2 separate regions of the Homo sapiens genome follow, and region 2 is linked to region 1. The links are chromatin loops, found by intact Hi-C in ENCODE. Cell type or tissue: Caco-2. All regions are shown on one strand. Each heading gives the region's core, and the rest is flanking DNA. Links, peaks and the distances in the headings are about the cores only.

Evidence for each region. Hi-C counts contacts between places; a loop is a spot of excess contacts. Peaks named below come from ENCODE experiments on the same cell type or tissue, not always from the same donor. Only the 100,000 strongest peaks of a DNase experiment are listed, where the experiment ranks them.
Region 2: a loop joins it to region 1, with 10 times the contacts of the local background. A loop is called at or near these places in 1 of 110 quality-filtered maps.

What each region holds. Positions count from the first base shown.
Region 1 is chr18:14,172,875-14,183,847 of GRCh38, reverse strand. It overlaps the pseudogene ANKRD20A5P. Among named protein-coding and RNA genes, the nearest start is that of ZNF519, 46 kb to the right of the region's middle. In Caco-2, for the core only: CTCF peaks have their summits at 4,827 and 5,026 (motif pointing left); a DNase peak (open chromatin) is centred at 4,847; H3K4me3 peaks cover 1,862 bases.
Region 2 is chr18:14,220,086-14,231,058 of GRCh38, reverse strand. It overlaps the pseudogene ANKRD20A5P and the pseudogene RHOT1P1. Among named protein-coding and RNA genes, the nearest start is that of ZNF519, 93 kb to the right of the region's middle. In Caco-2, for the core only: no CTCF peak of the experiment used is centred there; a DNase peak (open chromatin) is centred at 5,648.

The DNA.
Region 1 (10,973 bases), core at 1,861-9,860:
ATTTAAATGAGATCAATTTATTTTAATTCTATATATGCAAATCAAATCCATGTCATGCTAAAAGAGTTGGCTCTAATATACCTGTATCAAAGGCGTTCTATTTTCTTTGTCATAGATATCAATCTGGCATTTTCTGTTAACCAGGAGAGTGACCACTTTCACATGGCCACTGGCACAGGCCAAATGTAGAGCAGTTCTACGAGAGTAACAGGACTTTTTAGGAAACTGTAGTGCAACATCTCAAAACATACAATCATTCATGTAATTAAAAACTGAATAGCATGTTTTTCCTCTGCCTTCAAAACAAACACTTAATTTTTTTGAAGAAAGTACAATATTTACTAGCTCTTATTGCTCACTGCCTTAATGAAAACAGCAGCCTATTTGAATAGAAACAGCTCAGTCTTTGGATTCAGTTCAACTAGGGCTTGAGTCCTTCTTTAAACCCTGTCACTTACCAACTATTGCTTAGCCTTTCTGTGTCTCAACTTCCTCATTAAGAAAGAGGACAATAGTAGCTATCTCATAGGACACCATCATGATGCTTAAATGAGAAGCTATGTATTTAGAATAGTTCCTACAATAACTCAATAATTGTAAGATTTTTATTTTTTGAGACTAAGTCTCACTCTTTTGCCCAGGCTGGAGTGCAATGATGTAACTATAGCTCAATGCAGCCTGGAACTCCTAGGCTCAAGCGATCTTCCATCCCCAGCCTCCTGAGTAGCTGGCACTACAGATGTGCACCAGCATGCCCAGCTATTTATTTAAAAATTTTTGTAGAGTAAGAATCTCACTTTGTTGCCCAGGATGGTCTCAAACTCCTGGCATCAAGCAATCCTCTCACCTCAGCCTCCCAAAATTCTGGGATTACAGGTGTGAGCCACTGCACCCAGCCAGATATTATAATTGTTACTATTACTACTACTTAACAAAAACATTTTAATTAGGTAAAAGATACAATTATACCTACTTTGCAGGATGGCTTAAAGAGTAGGTCACATTTTAATACTTCTGACATTGGAATGACACATATTATTATAACTATAATTGGTAGCATTTTAAAAATTATCTTATTGATATATAAAATAGCGGGGCATCACACAATCCATGAGACCTTACATTAAGTAGAATATGGTATACTCAGCAGGTCTAGGGCAGTTCTAGGCATACAACTGGCATGTAAATACATTTTAGTTCTTAAAGGTACTATGGGGATAGAGCACTGAAATAACAATAATGCATTTTTTAAACAAATTAATTCCTTGATTTTCAAACAAACTGAAGCCAAAGGAAACTCATGATTCAAATGAATACATATGGCTCATTTTATTCAATATTTATACTTACAGAATATATGCAAATAAGACTTTCCAATGATTAATATTAGTATTTAAGACTGATAAACTTTTGAATGGGCAGTTAAAGGTTATCTTCTACTATTTTCTAACTTCAGAAATGCTTTTGTTTGAAAGGTGGGAGACAAAGTTTCAAGGAGATTAAGTCCCAATATTCCTATTTTAAATCTCTCAACTTGTGCAGGCAGGGCAGGTAAACATGAAGTTTTTAAGGATAGAAGGGTCCTGAGAGATAGTAGAATATGTCTGCTACATAACAGGTACTCAGGTTATGTTTGATGAATAAATGGAATGAAAGAATGGATAAATACAGTTGGGGAGTTCAATATTTTTAAATAACTCCTATAAAGCAATATTTTTGCAATAGTAATTATTTATGTTATTTTTATTTTTAAAGAATACAATTAAAATGAAATAATCTATCATTGTTTGCATAAATTGAATGAATATATAAGAAAAACATATGTACATATAAAATATATAGATAATAAAATCTGGAAACAGATAAAAACATTCCCTTTTTACTTCTGAAGAGGCTAAAAGTTCAAAGAAGATAACAATACACACAATAATGATAAAAAATAGAAAGTGAGAAATTATTTTTAATACTGTAAGATTCATATTCCTCTCTTCCCGAGGATTATTCCTTTATTAATAAACTTTACTAGAAGTTTTGTACATGTTCACTGCAGCAATCACAGGTAAGAAAAAGGAACTTTACTTAAAATACAAATGCTCAGAAATTACAAATTTTATATTTTGTACATATTTTTTGCTAAAACAAGACCATAGTATGTTTGTGTGTATGTATAATTTAATTGATTTTTTTTCCTCACTAGCTATAACAAAATACATCTTCGCACATCAATATACTTCTGTATCTATTGCCACCTTCAATGGTCACATATTATTCCATCCTATGGATGCAACTGAAATTTATTTATAGGATCCATTCTATGGGTTCTTTTTAAAATAAGTGCTGTGAAAAATAAAGTGCATGTATCTTTATTTCCTAAGGGTGTTTTAGTATAATGGAATTGATGGGTAAAGAGCATACATATTTTTTAAATGTAGTACTTACCACCAAATTATCTATTTGAAAAGTAATCAGCAACTTAAACTTTAAGCAGGAGTACAAAACGTCCTCGCAAATATTGTGGATAGAAAACTTTCATTCCTCCTTTAATTTAAATTCTTATACCAGAAATGCGAAGGACTTTTTGCTATGTACACAAATAACTTGCAGATCTGGAAAAAAGTACTTTGCCCATTTTAGAGTTTTTGATGATTTGATTTGAAAGAATTCCCTGTAAAATGAAAATGTACTTTTCATCTAATGTGTATATATACATACAACTTTTCATCTAATGTGTATATATAACTGATATATATATAACAGATTATATCTGTAATAATATATATGGTATATGTATCAGCAATATATATATATCATATGATATATAATAAACAATATAGGCTGGGCATGGTAGCTCATGTCTGTAATCCAAGCACTTTGGGAGGCCGAGGCAGGCAGATCACTTGAGCTCAGGAGTTCAAGATCAGCCTGGCCAACATGGTGAAACCCCTCGCTACTAAAAATAGAAAAATTAGCCAGGCATGCTGGCACCTGCCTGTAACCCCAGCTACTTGGGAGGCTGAGCGAGGAGAATTGCTTGAACCCGGGAGGCAGAGGTTGCAGTGAGCCAAGACTGTGCCATTGGACACCAGCCTGGGCAAAGAAGTGAGACTCTCACTCAAAAAAAAAAAAAAAAAAAGAAAAAGAATATAATGAATTCCCTCTAAAATGAAAACACACTTTTCATCTGAATATATATATATATAATATAGTTAATATTTTTCAAGTAAGCTCTCTTTTGTTATTTTTTTTTCTGAAACACAGGCAGTTTTAATTTTTAGTTTGCTAAATCAACCTTCAGAATGTCTTCTTATGAGGTCATTCTTAGGAAGGCTTTTGTGAACATAAAGTGTACCTGTAAAATAAGCGTTTGTGTTTTCTTCCGGTACTTTACTCATTTTCATATGTAAAAATTTCAATCTGTATTCCATCAGGAACTCATGTTTGTGACATAAAATTTCATTAGTTTTCTTCAAACAGCAGACATTTTTTCATTAATAATTCATCCTTTCCTACTCATTAATCCTTACGTATATCTTACATAATTTCAGTGTTTCTGGGTTGCCTATTCTGTTCTATGCGTTTGTCTTTTCAGCTGTTAGTAAACAATTAATTGTAGAAATTAATAGCACATTTTGATATCTAGAGCAGCAAGTGTTTTTTCACTCCATTATGAAATTTTTTTAAATGTCATCACAATAGTGAAAGACAGCAGGTGTCATACAAAAATGTTAAAACCTTGATATTTTCATTCTGTCTATGTAAAATTGATAAACACAGAAAGAGCTCACATTCTGAGGAAAATGTGTCTTCCCATTCAAGAACACAGAACCCACCTCCCACTTCCAAGTTTCTCTCTAAGAACCTTCAGTAAAGAACCTACCTACACAGGGGGATACGGATGTAAAACGGACAGTTTTATCTGAGAACTTTTCGCCTACTGAAAATAACTCACGGCATTTTTGATAGGGGAATGAGTTCTCTCATTAGGCACCTCCTATAATGTATATAAACCATGTTTTAAACGTGTACGTTAAAATTATCAACACCGTATATGCTTAACTTTGTGAGTTAAATCACTCAAATTCTCCACCAACTGCTCCAGCCAGGGAATTATGAGGGATGGAAAACAGCTGAGGGTCCGTTTGGCTCCGCCGCTCAGAGGGTGCCCGGCGACCTCCAAGGCCCCCGTCCCAGGGGCTGCCAGAAAGCCGGACCTGGGGACCCCCTGCCACCCCGGGCTGAGCCCTCGCTACCTGTGCTGCTTGTCCAGGGCGTCAAGGTCTCCGCTCCTGCGCGCCAGACAGCGCTCCATCTCCGCAGCGTCGCCCTTGACAGCTGCCTTGTGGATCTTCTGCAGTTCCGAGTACCGGATTCGGTACCCGGAACCCGTGTAGAGGTGGTCTATGGAGCCCAGGACCGTCTGGCCCCTGCGGCTCCTGAAGCCGAACAACTTCATGGTGGTGACTTCTCAGACTCCCAACTACCGGCTCTTGAGAGGGGGCAGCTCCCTGTTACCTTTTCACCTCCCCCCACGCCCCCGCCGACCCAGCCCCAAATCCCCTATCCAACCCCAAATCCCCGATCCAACCCCAAATCCGCGATCCAACCCCCAATCCGCGATCCCAAATCTATTATCTAATCCAAAATCCGCGATCCAGCCCAGTCCACCACAGCCTTCAGCAGCGACACTCGCAGCCTCCGACCTCTCAGACCGAGTGAGCCTCGCAAAGCCGTTGGGCGCGCGCCTGCACCGCGGTGGCCGCCCGGGTCCCGGAAGTCGCTCGGAGGTGGCACGCGCTGGCAGGTGGGGCTGCAGCTGCGAGAGGGGGCGGGCCTGGGAACCACCGCGGGTATGGGGGCCTTGCCATTCTCAGGATTCCTGCGGAAACGCTGTGCGCTCGCTGCGCTCCAGGAGCAGGAGCAGGAGGAGGTCGCCCTCTAGAGTCTGGAGTCTGGGGAGAGGAGGAAGGCTCCTTCTTTGTAGGCCACTGGTGTTGCTGAAACCTCTGCCGCCACCTGCAGGGCACCCCCTGATAGCGCCCCTAACCCGCCGCCAGCTGTTGGACCCGGGATAGCGCCCCTAACACCCTCCCCTCACAGCTGCAGTGTAGAAACCCAATAGCGCCCCCAACCCGTCCCCGCCTCAGACGTTGCAGCACCAGATAACTCCCCCAACCTGCCCCCTGCCGTGGGCCATGCAGCCACGGATTGGACCCCCAACCAACCCCCCCGCCGCGGGCAGTGACGCCCCAGAAAGCACTGCAACCTGATCCCCGCCGTGTGAATAGTGCAGCCAAGGATCCTTAAGGCCCCCAACCCGCTCCCCACGATGGGCAGTGCCGTCCCAGATAGCGGATAGCACCCCCAACCATCCCCCAGCCGCGGGGTATGATGCCCTGGATAGCGCACCCAACCCGCAGTCCCCCGTGGACAGCTTAGCCCCCGACAGCTCCCCTAACCCGTATGCCACTACCGAGAATATGGTCCCGATAGCGCACCAAACCTGACCCCCGCCACAGGCAGTGCAGCAGCTGATAGCTCCCCTAACTCGCTCCCACTGACCACAGTACAGCCCCCTAATGATGTCCACAACCCACCACACCTCCCCACCTGCCACCGGTGGGGTATCGCCCCCAAACTGCCCCTTGCCGCTGGCAGTGTAGCCCCCAATAGAGCACCCAACGCCCCCCTCTATCATGAGCAGTCCGGCCCGCGATAGCGCCCGAAACCACCCCGTCCAATCACCTCCCTGTACTCCCCCTTTCCCGCCCCCCCCACCTGCAGTGTACCACCGGAGGCCCCTAACCTATCCCCTGCGGGGGGCATTGCAGCCCCAGATAGCGCCCCCAACAAGTCCCCCGCCGCGGGCGGTGCAGCCCCCAAACCACCCCCCACCCCAGTCAGCACCCCGACCAATCCCCCCACCCCGGCGCCGCCGGCAGTGTAACCACAGTAGCGGCCCTAACCCGTCCCCTGTGGCGGGCAGTGTAGCACACAATAGGGCCCCCAACCAGCCCTACTGCTGCTGGCAATACAGCCCAGGATAGTGCCCCCAACCCGCCCCCACCGCTGCTGCGGGCAGCGCAGCCCGGCATAGCACACCTAAAGTAGTGACGCCCGGAATAACACCCCTACCGGCCCCCGGCCTCGGGCAGTATAGCCCCGGATAGCGCACCTACCCAATCGCCTTTCTACGCTCTGGCCGGCTGCAGTGTCCGCTGCTGCCACCCACCGCAGCGAGGCGAGCCAGCGAGGCCAGCCGCAGTCCCACAGACTCTAGCCTCCAGCCTGTGGTAGGTGCCTCCTCTTTCCCTTCCTGTATCCAGGCAAGAAGCAGCTCTCGCTGCCAGCCGCCTGTCTCCATCGCCGCCACACACTATGCAGAGCCAAGCCCTGGTGCCACAGGATCCAGCCTCCAGCGTCCAGCGTGTGGCGGGGGACTCCGCTTTCGCCTTCTTTAAGGTGCGAACGGAGGGGTTGGGAACGCTGAGGCACAACAGCCTGCAATGGCGCAATTCCCCCTTAGCATGTTTTATATACTGAGGTTATGCAAGCCAGGTTCCTGGACTTCATGTTCTGATTGGATGAGAGAAAACCGCTAGGCCTGCTAGTTGGGGGCACTATCCCAGACTGTATTGCCGGCAGCAGTGAGGTGGGTTAAGGGTGCTATCCAGGGCTGCACTGCTCGGGGGTGCGGGTGGGGGGGTTTCGGGTTGAGGGCGCTATGGGGTGCTGCAATGCCCACGGTGCGGGGAGAGGGGGCAGTTTGGGTGTGTTGGGTGCGCTATGGGGGGGGGGGGGCTACACTGCTGGTGGCAGGGGGCAGGGTTGGTTGGGGACCGTATCAGGGGCTGCACTGATTGCTTTAGCTAGGATTTCCAGTACTATGTTAAGTAACAGTGGTGACAGTGGGCATCCTTATCATGTTCCAGATCTTAGAGGAAAAGCTTTCCATTTTCCCCCATTCCATATGATTCTAGCTATGAGTCTCTCTCATGTGGTTTTTATTATGTTGCAGTATGTTTCTTCTGTACCTGGTTTTTTGAGGATTTATAACATGAAGGAATGCTGAATTTCATCAAATGCTTTTTCAGTTTCAGTTGACATAATCATACTGTTTTGTCGTTTATTTGGTTGATATGATGTATCACATTGAGTGTTGAATGACCCTTGCATCCCAGGGACACATCCCACTTGATCCTGATGAATTATCTTTTTAATGTATTGCTGAATTTGATTTGCTGGTATTTTGTTGAGGATATTTGCATCAATATTAGAGATACTGGCCTGTAGTTTCCTTCTTTGATGTCTTTGTCTGATTTTGGTATGAGGGTAATAATGGCCCCACGGAATAAGTTTGGAAATATTCCCTGCTGTTTTTCAAAACAGTTTGAGTAGGATTGGTACTAGGTCTGTAAATGTGTGGTGTGAAGCCAACAGCAGTGAAGCCATTGGTTCCTGGGCTTTTCTTTACTGGGAGACTTTTTCTGATGGCTTCGATCTCATTACTTGTTACCGATCTGTTCTGGTCTTGGATGTTTTCACTGTTCAACCTAGGTAGGTTATATGCATCTAGCATTTCTACTAGGCTTTCTAATTTATTGGCATATAATAGCCAGTTAAGATCCTTTGAATTTCTGAAGTATCAGTTGTAATGTCTCCTATATTATTTTTTGATTTTATTTATTTGAATCTTCTCTCTTTTTTCTTAGTCAGCCTGGCTAAAAGTTTGTCAGTTTTGTGTAGCTTTCCAGAAAACCAACTTTTTGTTTAATCTTGTGTATTTTTTTAATTTCAACTTTATTTCTGTTACGATCTTTATTATTTCTTTTCTTATTTTGGGTTTAGTTTGTTCTTACTTTACTAGTTCTTTAAGATGTATTGTTTATTTGAAGTTTTTCTTCTGTTTGGATGGTAGGCACTTATAGCTATGAATCTCTGCCTTTGTACTGTTATTGGCATATCATAAGTTTTGGTATATTGTGTCTTCATTACCATTTGTTTCATGAAATTTTTCAATTTCCATCTTAGTATCTTCATTGACCCACTAGTCATTCATTCAGGAGCGTATTATTTAACTTCCATGTGACTGTATGGTTTCCAAAATTATTATTCTTATTGATACCTAGTTTTATTCTTTTGTAGTCAAAGAAGATGGCCATGGAGACAGCAGCGTGGTCGGAGTGGTAGCAGACAGCCATCAGCAAGAGCTGCTCCGTGCCCGGCTGCTGGAGGCTAGAGCCTATGGCCCAGTGGCTTGCCTCACTGTGGTTGGTGGTGGTGGTGACAGAGACTGCAGCATGACCAGAGTGATAGGATAGGGGCCATCAGGGCTGCACTTTTCACAGTGTGGGGTGGGTTGGGGGCGCTATCTAGGGTGTCACTGCCTGCACTGGGGGTACTGGTTGGTAGCATTATATGGGGCTGCACTGCCCATGGTGGGGGGCGTGTTATGGGTGCTCTCTGGGACTGCAATGCCCATAGAGGAGGACAGGTTAGGGCACTATCGGGTATACACTGCTGGTGGCGTTTTGGGGGGTGGAGGTGGGGGGTGCTATTGAGGGCAGGACTAGCCATGGAGGGGGGCAAGTTGGGTACTGTTGGGGGCTGCACTGCTGGCGACGGTCAGCAGAGTTGGCAGCGACAGTGCTGGCATCCAAGGAAGGAGCGGTTCTCCTCTCCCTGGACCCCACACTCCAGAGGGCAACCTACTCTTGCTCATACTGGAGCACGGCAGACACAGTGTTTCTGTGGAAATCCTGAGCATGGCAGAGCCCCTACACCCACCGTAGTTCCTGGGCCCATGCACTCTGGGTCTGTGCCACAGAGACTGCCTGGCACCCCCCAGTATGGAGTAGCAGACACCACTGGGGACAGGGGCCTGTACGTGGAGGCATCCGGAACAGGAAGTGGCACCTGGGTGCAGAGGGTTGGCTGGGTCTGAGTTTCTGCTGCTCCTGCTCCCCGAGGAGTGCAGCCCAAGTGGGCCCAGCAGTTCCTGTGGAGTTGGGAGCCAGGCACTATGGTGTCTCCAGCACCCACCCCAGGCCCCAGTTTCTGGCCAGCTTGGGCCAAAAGGACTTTGAAGGGTGGGTGTGAGTGCCTTCACTGAAACTGGCCCCTGCCACCCAGTGGCTGGCGTGACAAAGTGAGGCTCTGACACTACCACCCCTTGCATCTTCCTCTAGGATTTTCTGGCTTTGCCCTCCCAGCTGCTCCGTGCCAGGAGGAGGAGGAGACACCTGGAGCCTGCAACACCACAGCTTGCTTCTCTGTGGGCTGGTGGTGGCAATGCAGACTGCAGCATGCTGGAGCAGTAGGAGGGCAGGCGGCTGCGGCCAGGGTGGGGGCAGGCCTACAGCAGTGGCCAGGCTGCGGCAGTGGCCAGGTGGTAGGAGCCTTGTAGGGAGGGCCGATGCATTCACAATGGGCCTGGCTATGCCCTGCCCGTGCTGTGGAGCTGGCCCTGTACTGCCCTGCCCTGCCTTGCCCTGGACCTGCCCTGCCATTACCTGGACTGTCTCAGCCCTGCCCTGCTCTGGTCCCACCCTGGCCCTGTCTTGGCCCTGTGCTGCCCTGTCCCTGCTCTGGTCCTGCCCTTGCACTGGCCCTTCCCTGGCTCAGGCCCTGGCCCCACCTCTGCCCTGGACCTTCCCTGAATCTGTGCTGACCCAGCTTTGGCTCTGGCCCTGCCCCCTGTCCTGACCCTGGCACTGCCATAGCACTGGCCCTGCCAATGGTCATGGTCCTGGTCCTGTTCTGGCCCTGACCTGGCCTTGGACATGTCCTGGCCCTGATTTGTCCCGGCCCTGCCTTGGCCTGTCCCTGCCCTGGCCCCACCATGGCCCTGCCTGTTCTGCCCTCTCCTGGCACTGACCTTGCCCTGTCATGGCCCAGTGGTGCCATTGCCCTGCCTTACCCTGCCCTGGTTGTGCCCTGGACCTGCCTGACGCTGGCCGCTCCCTGGACCTGCCCTGACCTTGCCGTGGCTTTTGCCCTGCCCTCACTATGGCCTGGCTCTGGCCCTGCCCTGGCCCAGCCTGGGCCCTGGCCCTGGCCCTGACCCTGGTCCTGCCATATCCCTGGCTCTGCCCTTATCCAGGCCCTGCCCCTGCCTGTGCCCTGGACCTGGCCTGGAACCTGATCCTGCCAAGGACCTGCTGACTCTGCCATGGCCCTGGCCCTGCTCTGCCTTGCTCCTGGCCCTGACCCAGACTCTTTCTTGGTTCTGTCCTGGCCCTGGCCTTTCCCTGGCCCTGAGCTGGCAGTAGTCTGCCCTGGTCTTGCCACCACCTTGCCCTGCCGTGCTCTGGCTGTGTCATCACCCTGCCCTGGCCCTGCCCTCACCCTACTCTGGCTTTGACCCTGCCCTGGCCCTACCTTGGCTCTCACCCTAGTCTTGGCTAGGGCCTGCTCTGGACCTGGCCCTAGCCCAGACCTGGCCCTGACCCTGGCCCTGGTCTTTGTCCTGCCATATCCCTGGCCCTGGCCCTGCCCCGGCCCTGAAGTGACTTGACCCTCTTTTGGCCTGTCCCTGCTCTGCCCCTACCATTGCCTTGTCCTGTTCTGCCTTGTCCTGGCACTGACCCGGCCGTGCCATTGCCCTGCCTTACCCTGCCTTGGCCGTGCCCTGGCTCGGTTCTGGCCCTGGCCCCGCCCTGGACATGCCCTGACACTGCCTCAGCTTTGGCACCAGCCTGGCTCTGCCTTGGCATCGGCCCTGCTCTCTCTATGGACCGGCTCTGGTCCTGTCCTGCACTGGCCATACCATGCCTTGCCCTGACTCAGCCCTGACTCAGCCCTGGCTCAGCTCTGGCCTTGGTGTTGCCCCTGGTCCTGCCATGTTTCTTGCCCTGTCCCTACCCTGGCCCTGGCCCTGACCCTTACCCTGGTCTGGCCCTGCTCGTGCCCTAACACAGACCCTGGACCTCTCCTGGCCCTGGCCCTTCCTGGCTTGAGAATTTACCCTGGTTCTG
Region 2 (10,973 bases), core at 1,178-9,177, 48 kb before region 1:
TTTCTTCTTTTTTGGACCAGTATACTTTGTCCCTTTTCTTTTTCTTTTTTTTTTTTTTTTGAGATGGAGTCACACTGTGTCATCCAGGCTGGAGTGCAGTGGCGCCATCTTGGCTTACTGCAACTTCCACCTCCTGGGTTCAAGTGATTCTCCTGCCTTGGCCTCCCAAGTAGCTGGGACTACAGGTGCACACCACCACGCCTGGCTAATTTTTGTATTTTCAGTAGAGACAGGGTTTCACCATGTTGGACAGGCTGTTTTTGAACTCCTGACCTCAGGTAATCCACCCACCTCAGCCTCTCGAAATGTTGGGATTACAGACATGAGCCACGACACCCAGCCCTTTTTTTCTTTTATAATGAAAACTTTCCCAAGAGAATCAGATTATCAATTGTTTGCCTTTGTTTTCTTTTAAAGAGTTTCCTTTTCCATAGAGATATGGAATGATGAAAGTCTTGTTCTAAAGTTTCTAAAGTTTCTTTTGGGGGACACTCAAATATATCATTGGGAAGCTCCAGTCAAGTAGACATCTCCCTTCTTCCCATTTGAGATTCTTCATCTCAAAATGGTGTCCACCAAATGTCTTCATCCAGGTAGTCTCTTGCTTAGACATTCAGGAGATAAGAACCTTCTTGAGAAGTTAGAGGCTACTGACTGAGATGGTTTAATGCTGTCCCTTATTATATGTTTTACTCCCTAGGCAGACATCAAAGTGGCTAACAATACTATGCCTGATGTCTAACTCACTTCTATGGGAATCTATACAAAACGTTTTATTTATGAGACAGAGTCTCACTCTGTTACCCAGACTGGAGTGTAGTGGCTTGATCAACACTCACTGCAGCCTCAATATTCCAAGGTCAACCGACCCTCCTACCACAGACTCCCAAGGTAGCTGGGACTACAGGCATGCACCACCATGCCTCTAAGTATTTATTTATTTATTTTTTAAAGACAGGTTCTCATTATATTGCTGTGGCTGATCTCAAACTCCTGGGCTCAAGCGAGCCTCCTGCCTCAGCCTTCCAAAATGCTAGGATTACTTGCATGAGCCACCTCCCCCAACCAGGTGTTTAACTGGGGACTAACATGAAGCACTTACAAGAGTACGTGGAACATAGTGAGCTACATAAAATATTTGCTAGTAGCATAATAATTTTATTGTATATCTTAACAAAATTGTGTATGTTAGGCAGGTGGCATGCCAATGGAAGTAGTCTCCTATAGCTGCACTGAATCATTCTTCTCACCACTGAGAGTTGCAGCAAATGGGGGGCATATAATTTATAACTTACTTTTCTCTGTGTATGACTCAGTAGGCAATGACTATGTATGTACTACAATGTAAATAGCACCTCCTGGATGGAATAGTACATAACTGACATGACCAGCAGAGACAGGCTAAAGACACTGAGCTGAAAACCCTGGACTCTATTGCTAAACCAAGGCTCCTGAATCTGTTCCCTCTGAGCAACTGTTGCTGTGGTGCTGCCTTCACAAGCACTCTGCTGAGCACTCAGATTGAGGGGCTGTGCTATCTGTCATCAGACAAGCTGCAGCCAGAACTGTTCAGCTGACAAACTGGGAGCAGTCCAGAAATACAGTAATGGCTGCATAGTGAAAAAAGGCCAATTTAGATTCTTTTTCATAGAGAGAAAAACATAAACATGTGATTGAACGAGTCTCCTCTATTAGACTAATTGGTTTAGATTTGATATTTAATTGCTAAAAATACATTTAGAATATAAACCTTACTGTGTCAAGGTCTCAAAGAACAAATAATTGGTATGGTATAAAATATTTAATTGTATGCTAAAAACTTCTAAGCTAAAATATTTTCAATTTATGCAAGGATAGGTGCCATACATATTATATATTATTCCCCCATTAAGCAAATTTATACTGAGACAAAATTATCTTCCATAAAAAAGAAAAAGCCATGTAAAATTAAGGACTAAGTTTTCTGCACAGACTGGACAACAATTCCTAACACATAAGGTCAATGAGAGTCAGAACAGTCAGAGAAAGCTTCATAAAAACAAAAAAATTGTCTGCCAGGTCTGAATGAATGAGGCTAGATGAACAGAAACTGAGAAGGCAGAAAGGATAGCATGAGCAAGACAAGTGCTGAAATCTGCCCAATTAACTCTGAGGATAAAGTCCAATGGCAGGGAAATAAAAACACGTGTCCACATAATAACCTCTAAGTGAATGTTTGCAGCAGCATTTTTCATAATAGCTAGAAGTGGAAACTAACGTAAACGTCCATCAACTGATGAATGAATGGAAAACCAGTATAGCCATGCAATAGAGTATCATTTAACTATAACAAGAAATAAACTACCAATGTGTGCTAAAACATGCATGAATTCTGAAAACATTAAGCTAAGTGAAAAAGCCAGTCACAAAGGACTATGTATTGTCTAACTCTATGTATATGAAATATGCAGAACAGGCAAACCTATGGAGACAAAAATAGATGGTGTTTGCCTACAACAGGGGTAGGTGGAGGGACATGGAGGAAGGCTGCAGTCATGCCTAGGAGATGTGGGGTTGCTTTTCAGGGTGATGAAAATGCTGTGAATATACTAACAGATACTGAGTTGCACATTTTAAATGGTTGACCTGTCTGATACATGAATTATATCTCAGTGAAACTGTTTTTAAAATCCAATGGCAGGATCAAGAAAATTTTCTCAGCTCTCAATTTTTGATGTACCTACTATATCAGATCTAAATATTTCTATACTTTTATATTTTAAATAAAAGGTAAATAAAGAAAATGCCTAACTTTTCAAATAGTTTGTAAATTGACATAAAACATGTACATTTCAAAGAATAGTATAATGGCCTTTCTATACAAGTTAACTTAGAATCTGTGAAATAGACACAGATTCTGTGTCCTTTCACAAAAGTGAAGAAATAAGACAATTTTCTGGAACATTCCATTAAACATTGTCCTCTGATTTAATCTGGCCTGCCTCATCATAGCAATACAAAAATTACTTGAAAATATGTTTAACAGGAAAAAAGTCAATTTTCTCTGAGGAATGATGTATAATTATCAACTTTTCCAAGGGTACATATTGTAAGAGAAAAGGTATGCAATCCTTTTTCAAAATGGTAGAACAAAAGTCACAATATTTAAAAAAAGTACATTATAAAGATAGTAAAATGGAAATAATTAATTATAATGAAAGTACAAAATCAAGCTTCTGCCAAAATTAGTATCCTAAAACATGTTATATAATTCAACCAGCTACAGAATAACTGTCGACATGTTAGATTCCATACATACTTGACTTTCCACTTGAAATAATTTCTTCTTTGAGGCCTGTGTCTCATCCAAATTAATGTGACAACATGATGTACCTTCCAGTGGAGACTCTAACATAGTTAATTTTTTAAGGGAATCAGCCACTTCTTGTTGAAGTTGTCTCATAACCACCTGATAAAATACTTTTGTTACTGATTTTATAAATTGCCTTATTATTAAATTATGTTAAGAACATTTAACTCTAACATACCTACTTTGAAAATTATCTCACACACATCAATTCACCTTCTTTTCATCACAGGTACACATTTTTATTTATTACTGAATTCAGTGAGGGATGCAGAATGTGTTATCCTCCTGCCAAATTGGTATTCTCTTAATACAACAGATTCATCCCACCATTCAATCATCTTAGAAGCTCAACTCAACCTCAAAGTTCCTAACATATTCAATCAACTGTTCAAATCCTTCCAACAGATTCCTGTCTCAGAATAAAAGTAAAAGTCCAATGGCCTTTGAGGCCCTAGGTAAACAGGCCTCTACCTCCCTCTCTGACTTCAAGCTTCTACAACTCCCTCCTGTAATTACTCCATTCCCACTGTACGTGAAGCCTACCACCCCGCTTTAGTCTGAAAATGGGGATCTAATGCCTAACTCATAAATCACAGGCAGCTACAGTATCTTTGTACTGGACAAAGTTATATTCAAATGATAGTCATTGAGCCTTGAAATAAAAATTATGAGCTAATTATTAATAAAAATATTCAAAGTAAATTATGAATACGAGTGGGAAGACTAAATCAAATATAGTTTTGCTAAAATTTACCACATTTACCCTAAATTATAATTTTATAACAAGTAGGTGCCTTTAAAACATTACGTGGTCATTAAAATATGTAATTTGAGACTGACATTTTCAGATTTAAGTTAAATTAATATGAATAATAATAAAGCTATACCAACTAAAATATATAAAAAACTACTTAAAGCAAGATATTACAAGATACAGCAATACACTTCAGTTCATCTGGGAAATCTAGAATTAAGTGTTGAAGCAAATCACTTAATTAAATTTTAATTTGAAAATACTCATTTCAGGTGTAAACATTTCCATTTATACCTTCACCATGGTCTTAACATGTGGCAATATAAAGACATTAAAATTATTATTTCAGCACTACAGGACTATCTACCTTAAAATATGACTCTGTGCCTAATAAAATGTCATAGGTGACACAATGTCTTCTCTCAAAGTAAATCATCTCTCACCTCTATGGAAACAAGTTATGTTTCTAAGCTGATGTAGTGAACACATTTTTCCTTTTTTTTTAAACCAAAAAGCTTTGTTGAAATATAATTTACATACTATAGAATGTATCTGTTTTAACATAAAGTTAAAAGATTTTTAGTACATTTTCTGAGCTGTGCAGCCATCTCTACAATCCAACTTTAGAGCATTTCCATCACTGCAAGATCCCTCACGCCCATTAGCAGTCACTACCAGCTTCCAGCCCCAGCCCTTCACAAACATTATTCTACTTTTTGTACCTATACCTTTCTCTTTTCTGGATGCTTCATGTAAATGGAATTATACAGTATAGTAAACACACTTTTTATCTACTGATTTTTATATTCAACTAGGTTCAACATGTATCCAGAACCAAATGTTTAAACTTTCTTTCTAGAAGTTTGAAAATATTTATCTTCCTTGATACTTACTACTGTTTCTGCTTTCTGTCTCTCATATTGAAAGAGACTTTCTTTTAAATGATCATATTCATTCATTAGCTTCTTATTTTTCTCTTCTAGCATGAGGTCTTTCTTTCTACTCTCAATAAAGCCTCTTTGGATATTAATTACTATCTCTTTATGATCCTCTTTCTGATGAACATCAACTAGTTGCTGTTCAAGCCACGGATTTTCACGTTGGAGTTGACATATCCTCTCTTCCACACAGTTCCACTTTCCAGTGGATTTACTGACTTTAGCTTCTGCACTTTGATACATCTCTTTCATTTCCTTTATTTGCTGCTGTGTTTGGCTTAGGTCGTTTTGTACAGTTTCTAAAGCCAATGACTTTTTTCTGAGAGTATCTCTTGTCTTACGGAACTTATCTTTTTTTTTCTTTTATCTTTTTTTTTTAATGTTTATTGATCATTCTTGGGTGTTTCTCGGAGAGGGGTATGTGGCAGGGTCATAGGCTAATAGTGGAGAGAAGGTCAGCAGATAAACACGTGAACAAAGGTCTCTGGTTTTCCTAGGCAGTGTTTGTGTCCCTGGGTACTTGAGATTAGGGAGTGGTGATGACTCCTAACCAGCATGCTGCCTTCAAGCATCTGTTTAACAAAGCACATCTTGCACCACCCTTAATACATTTAACCCTGAGTTGACACAGCACATGTTTCAGAGAGCACGTGGTTGGGGGTAAAGTTATAGATTAACAGCATACCAAGGCAGAAGAATTTTTCTAAGTACAGAACAAAATGGAGTCTCCTATGTCTACTTCTTTCTACACAGACACAGTAACAGTCTGATCTCTCTTTCTTTTCCCCACATTTCCCCCTTTTCTTTGCAACAAAACCACCATCGTCATCATGGCCCATTCTTGATGGTTGCTGTCTCTTCGGAGATGTTGGGTACACCTCCCAGATGGGGCGGCTGGGTAGAGGCGCTCCTCGCTTCCCAGACAGGGCGGTGGGGCAGAGGTGCTCCTCACATCCCAGAGGATGGGTGGCCGGGCAGAGATGCTCCCCACTTCCCAGACGGGGTGGCTGGGTAGAGGTGCTCCCCACTTCCCAGACTATGGGCGGCTGGGCAAAGGCGCTCCCCACTTCCCAGATGGGGCAGCCGGGCAGAGGCACTCCCCACTTCCCAGACTATGGGTGGCCAGGCAGAGGCGCTCCTCACATCCCAGACGGGGCGGCTGGGCAGAGGCACTCCTCACTTCCCAGATGGGGTGGCCGGGCAGAGGCGCTCCCCACTTCCCAGATGATGGGCAGCTGGGCAGAGGCACTCCCCACATCCCAGATGGGGCAGCCGGGCAGAGGTGCTCCTCGTTTCCCAGACAGGGCGGCAGGGCAGAGGTGCTCCTCACATCCCAGACGATGGGTGGCCGGGCAGAGATGCTCCTCACTTCCCAGACGGGGCAGCCAGGCAGAGGTGCTCCCCACTTCCCAGACGGGGTGGCCGGGCAGAGGCGCTCCTCACTTCCCAGACTATGGGCGGCCGGGCAGAGGTGCTCCCCACTTCCCAGGCGGGGCAGCTGGGCAGAGGTGCTCCTCACTTCCCAGACAGGGTGGCCGGGCAGAGGCACTCCCCACTTCCCAGACGGGGTGGCCGGGCAGAGGCGCTCCTCACTTCCCAGACGGGGTGGCTGGGCAGAGGCGCTCCCCACTTCCCAGATGGGGTGGCCAGGGAGAGGCACTCCTCACTTCCCAGATGGGGCAGCCGGGCAGAGGTGCTCCCCACTTCCCAGATGATGGGCGGCCAGGCAGAGGCACTCCCCACATCCCAGATGGGGCGGCCGGGCAGAGGCACTCCTCACTTCCCAGACTATGGGCGGCCGGGCAGAGGTGCTCCCCACTTCCCAGGTGGGGCAGCTGGGCAGAGGTGCTCCTCACTTCCCAGATGGGGTGGCCGGGCAGAGGCACTCCCCACTTCCCAGACGGGGTGGCCGGGCAGAGGCGCTCCTCACTTCCCAGACGGGGTGGCCGGGCAGAGGCGCTCCCCACTTCCCAGATGGGGTGGCCAGGGAGAGGCACTCCTCACTTCCCAGATGGGGCAGCCGGGCAGAGGTGCTCCCCACTTCCCAGATGATGGGCGGCCAGGCAGAGGCACTCCCCACATCCCAGATGGGGCGGCCGGGCAGAGGCACTCCTCACCTCCCAGACAGGGTGACCGGGCAGAGGCGCTCCTCACTTCCTCCTAGACAGGGCGGCCAGGCAGAGGTGCTCCTCACTTCCCAGATGGGGCGGCCGGGCAGAAGCGCTCCTCACTTCCCAGATGGGGTGGCCGGGCAGAGGCGCTCCCTACTTCCCAGATGGGGCGGCCAGGCAGAGGCGCTCCCCACTTCCCAGATGGGGTGGCGGCTGGGCAGAGACGCTCCTCACATCCCAGACAGGGCGGCTGGGCAGAGGCACTCCTCACATCCCAGACGGGGTGGCCGGGCAGAAGCGCTCCCCACTTCCTAGGCAGGGCAGCCGGGCAGAGGTGCTCCCCACTTCCCAGATGGGGTGGCGGCTGGGCAGAGGCGCTCCTCAGTTCCCAGATGGGGCTGCCAGGCAGAGGCACTCCTCACCTCTCAGACGGGGTGGCGGCCAGGCAGAGGCGCTCCTCACCTCCCAGACGGGGCGGCCGGGCAGAGGCGCTCCTCAATTCCCAGATGGGGCAGTCGGGCAGAGACGCTCCTCACCTTCCAGGCGGGGCAGCCTGGCAGAGGCACTCCCCACATCCCAGATGGGGCGGCTGGGCAGAGGCACTCCTCACTTCCTAGACAGGGTGGCGGCCGGGCAGAGGCACTCCTCACTTCCTAGACAGGGTGGCGGCCGGGCAGAGGCACTCCTCACTTCCCAGACAGGGCAGCTGGGCAGAGGCACTCCTCACTTCCCAGACAGGGCGGCTGGGCAGAGGCACTCCTCACTTCCCAGATGGGGCGGCTGGGCAGAGGCGCTCCCCAAATCCCAGACAGGGCGGCCGGGCAGAGGCACTCCTCACTTCCTAGATGGGGTGGTGGCCAGGCAGAGGCACTCCTCACTTCCCAGATGGGGCGGCTGGACAGAGGCGCTCCCCACTTCCCAGACGGGGCAGCCGGGCAGAGGCACTCCTCACTTCCTCCCAGATGCAGGGCAGCCAGGCAGAGGCGCTCCTCACCTCCCAGATGGGGCGGCCGGGCAGAGGCACTCCTCACTTCCCAGACGATGGTCAGTAGGGCAGAGGTGCTCCTCACATCCCAGATGGGGCAGCCAGGCAGAGGTGCTCCTCACATCCCAGAGGATGGGCGGTCAGGCAGAGACGCTCCTCACTTCCTAGATGGGGTGGCAACCGGGCAGAGGTGCTCCTTACTTCCCAGATGGGGCGGCCAGGCAGAGGTGCTCCTCACTTCCCATTCAGGGTGGCTGGGCAGAGGGGCTCCTCACATCCCAGACAATGGGCGGCCAGGCAGAGACGATCCTCACTTCCTAGACGGGGTGGCGGCTGGGCAGAGGCGCTCCTCACTTCCCAGATGGGGTGGCTGGGCAGAGGCGCTCCTCACATCCCAGACGGGGTGGTGGGTGGGCAGAGGCACTCCTCACTTCCCAGACGGGGCAGCCAGGCAGAGACGCTGCTCACTTCCTAGATGGGGTGGCGGGCGGGCAGAGGCTGTAATCTTAGCACTTTGGGAGGCCAAGGCAGGCGGCTGGGAGGTGAAGGTTGTAGCGAGCCGAGATCCCGCCACTGCACTCCAGCCTGCTGTCTTTGTCTGTTCTTTCATTTATGAGAGGAATCCATTGACTTGTTACCTTATCAATAGAATGCTTGTTGTTAACGGCATACACTATACAGACGACATTAGCCTGAGATATTTCTTGATGAAGTTGTTCATTACTCTGTTCTGCTTCTGAGTAATCTACAATGTGTGTTGGAACTCTCTCTGGGGTGACATCAGCTGGAATGGTGATTTCTTCTGCCCGGGGAGGAACCTCTTCTGGAAATTCTTCACTGACCAGAGACATAATCAATGATGTCTTCCCAACTCTAGGTTCTCCCACCACCAGGATCTGCACGTCTTTCTTCATGTCGGTGGCTCTCGGGGGCCGGACTCCACCCACACGCATGCAGTGGACTCCTTTCACCAGGAGCACCCACCCCACAGTGCCACCTGCCAGCCTCTTCGGCTGCCGGGGCCTGCCGCGCCGCCCCCTCAGTTGCTTCCCAGCAAGAGAGCAGGGACGGCACCAGCTCCACTTCCTCCAGCCCAGCAGGCTGCAGCGGCAGCGGCCAGAACTTATCTTTTAAGGTATTGAATTTAATTTGCATTTTAGAAAGTTGTTCAGTAAGAAACTAATTCTTATCTTCTATTTCGGAAATATCAGAACTCATTTTTACTTGCTCAGAAATATCTTGTGTTCTCTCTAAAGCAAGTTTTAGGTTTCTTTCTGTTTTCACATTTTCACTGTGTTTACTTATATAGCAGCAGCCAGTCTAGACTGATAAGATTCAATTTCAGCTTCCAGTTTTTTCTTGCTTTCTTTTTCCTTCAACAGTTCAGAATTGAGCCTTGTATTCTCAGCTTTGAGATCATTAAGCTCTTGTTGATACCAGAATGCTGTTTTTGTTATCATTTCCTCATTGAGTTTTATACACTTTTCAAGGGCAGCATTTGTTTCTTTAGCAATTTTAATGTCCTTAAGATATTTATTTTCTTTTTCCAGGTTGTCATTTTTCATTGTGCATATTTCCTGTCTGAGTATAGCAATATCTGTCTTCAAAATGCAATTTTCATCCATCAGATCTTTCACTTCTTCATGATTATGAAAATCCTAAATAATACAAAAGAAAGTTTTAGCTAGTACTCAATAAAATAACATATCATGATTACCTCTGAAGTTAAAGAATAACCTGCACATCCATGCACTAAAAAGGTTACTGTAAGTGGATATCCAACTGGAGAAAAAGTTGAAGCAAAATTTTGAACCTTATAGAGCATAAATTCCAAAAAGTTCAGAAATTTATTTAAAGTCAATGAATTTATAAAAGTAAACACACACACACACATGCACACCAGAGAATTTTTAAGAATTTCAGAATTGGAAAAGCCTTTCCCTGAATTACAACAAACTCAAAAGTATAAATTAAAGCATTAACAAATTTGACTAAATTAAAATATATCAAAAAATTGCATTTACACTTTGATATCTAACCCATACACCACCCTATAGTAAGAACCTTAGTTCACACATATTTGGACAGATAAAATTTCCCAGAGTTATTACAGTTCACTGATAACATTCTATTTCAATTTGACTCTTTTAACACTTTTATAGTCAGTTATAAGAATTACATTTACTAAATCATAAATCTAGACATTATACTAGTCACTCCTATATACATTCATTGATGAACTCATCTAGTTACCATAATTTTGAGAAAGAAAGGTTAAAAATATAAGCAAGCTACAGGATTTTCCCCAGGACTTCTGACTCTACTTCTAGTTCTCCAACAGATCACAATTACTTCTGTGGTGTAAATATATCCATATGAAAGAAAACTTTTATTTCAAAACACCAGTGGTAAATAAGATAAAATTTATAGAGCTCTTCTAAGATTATCATGAGTTATTTGTGATTGCAATAATTTCTGTCTCCTCTTTATAATATTAGGTACAGTAATCAATATGAAATAGGGGAAAGTACATGGAACAATTTTACTGGGAACAAAATCTTTATCAATAGGTTATCACTAAGTATATATTATGGCATATTATTGTTTTCAAAAGCTCTTTGTAATAAAATAATATCCTATGTGGATGCCAAGATTTATAGTAAATATTAATAATTGTACCTGTAAGTGTCATCACTCATTTTTAAAAATGAGATAACATTTCTGGTTTGTTTTTTACCTAAATAATATATATTAAATCAAGTGGATATTATAAGTAACATTGATAAAATAAAGTTTAAAATATAGAATTTTTACCAAAGATTGATTTACCTGATTT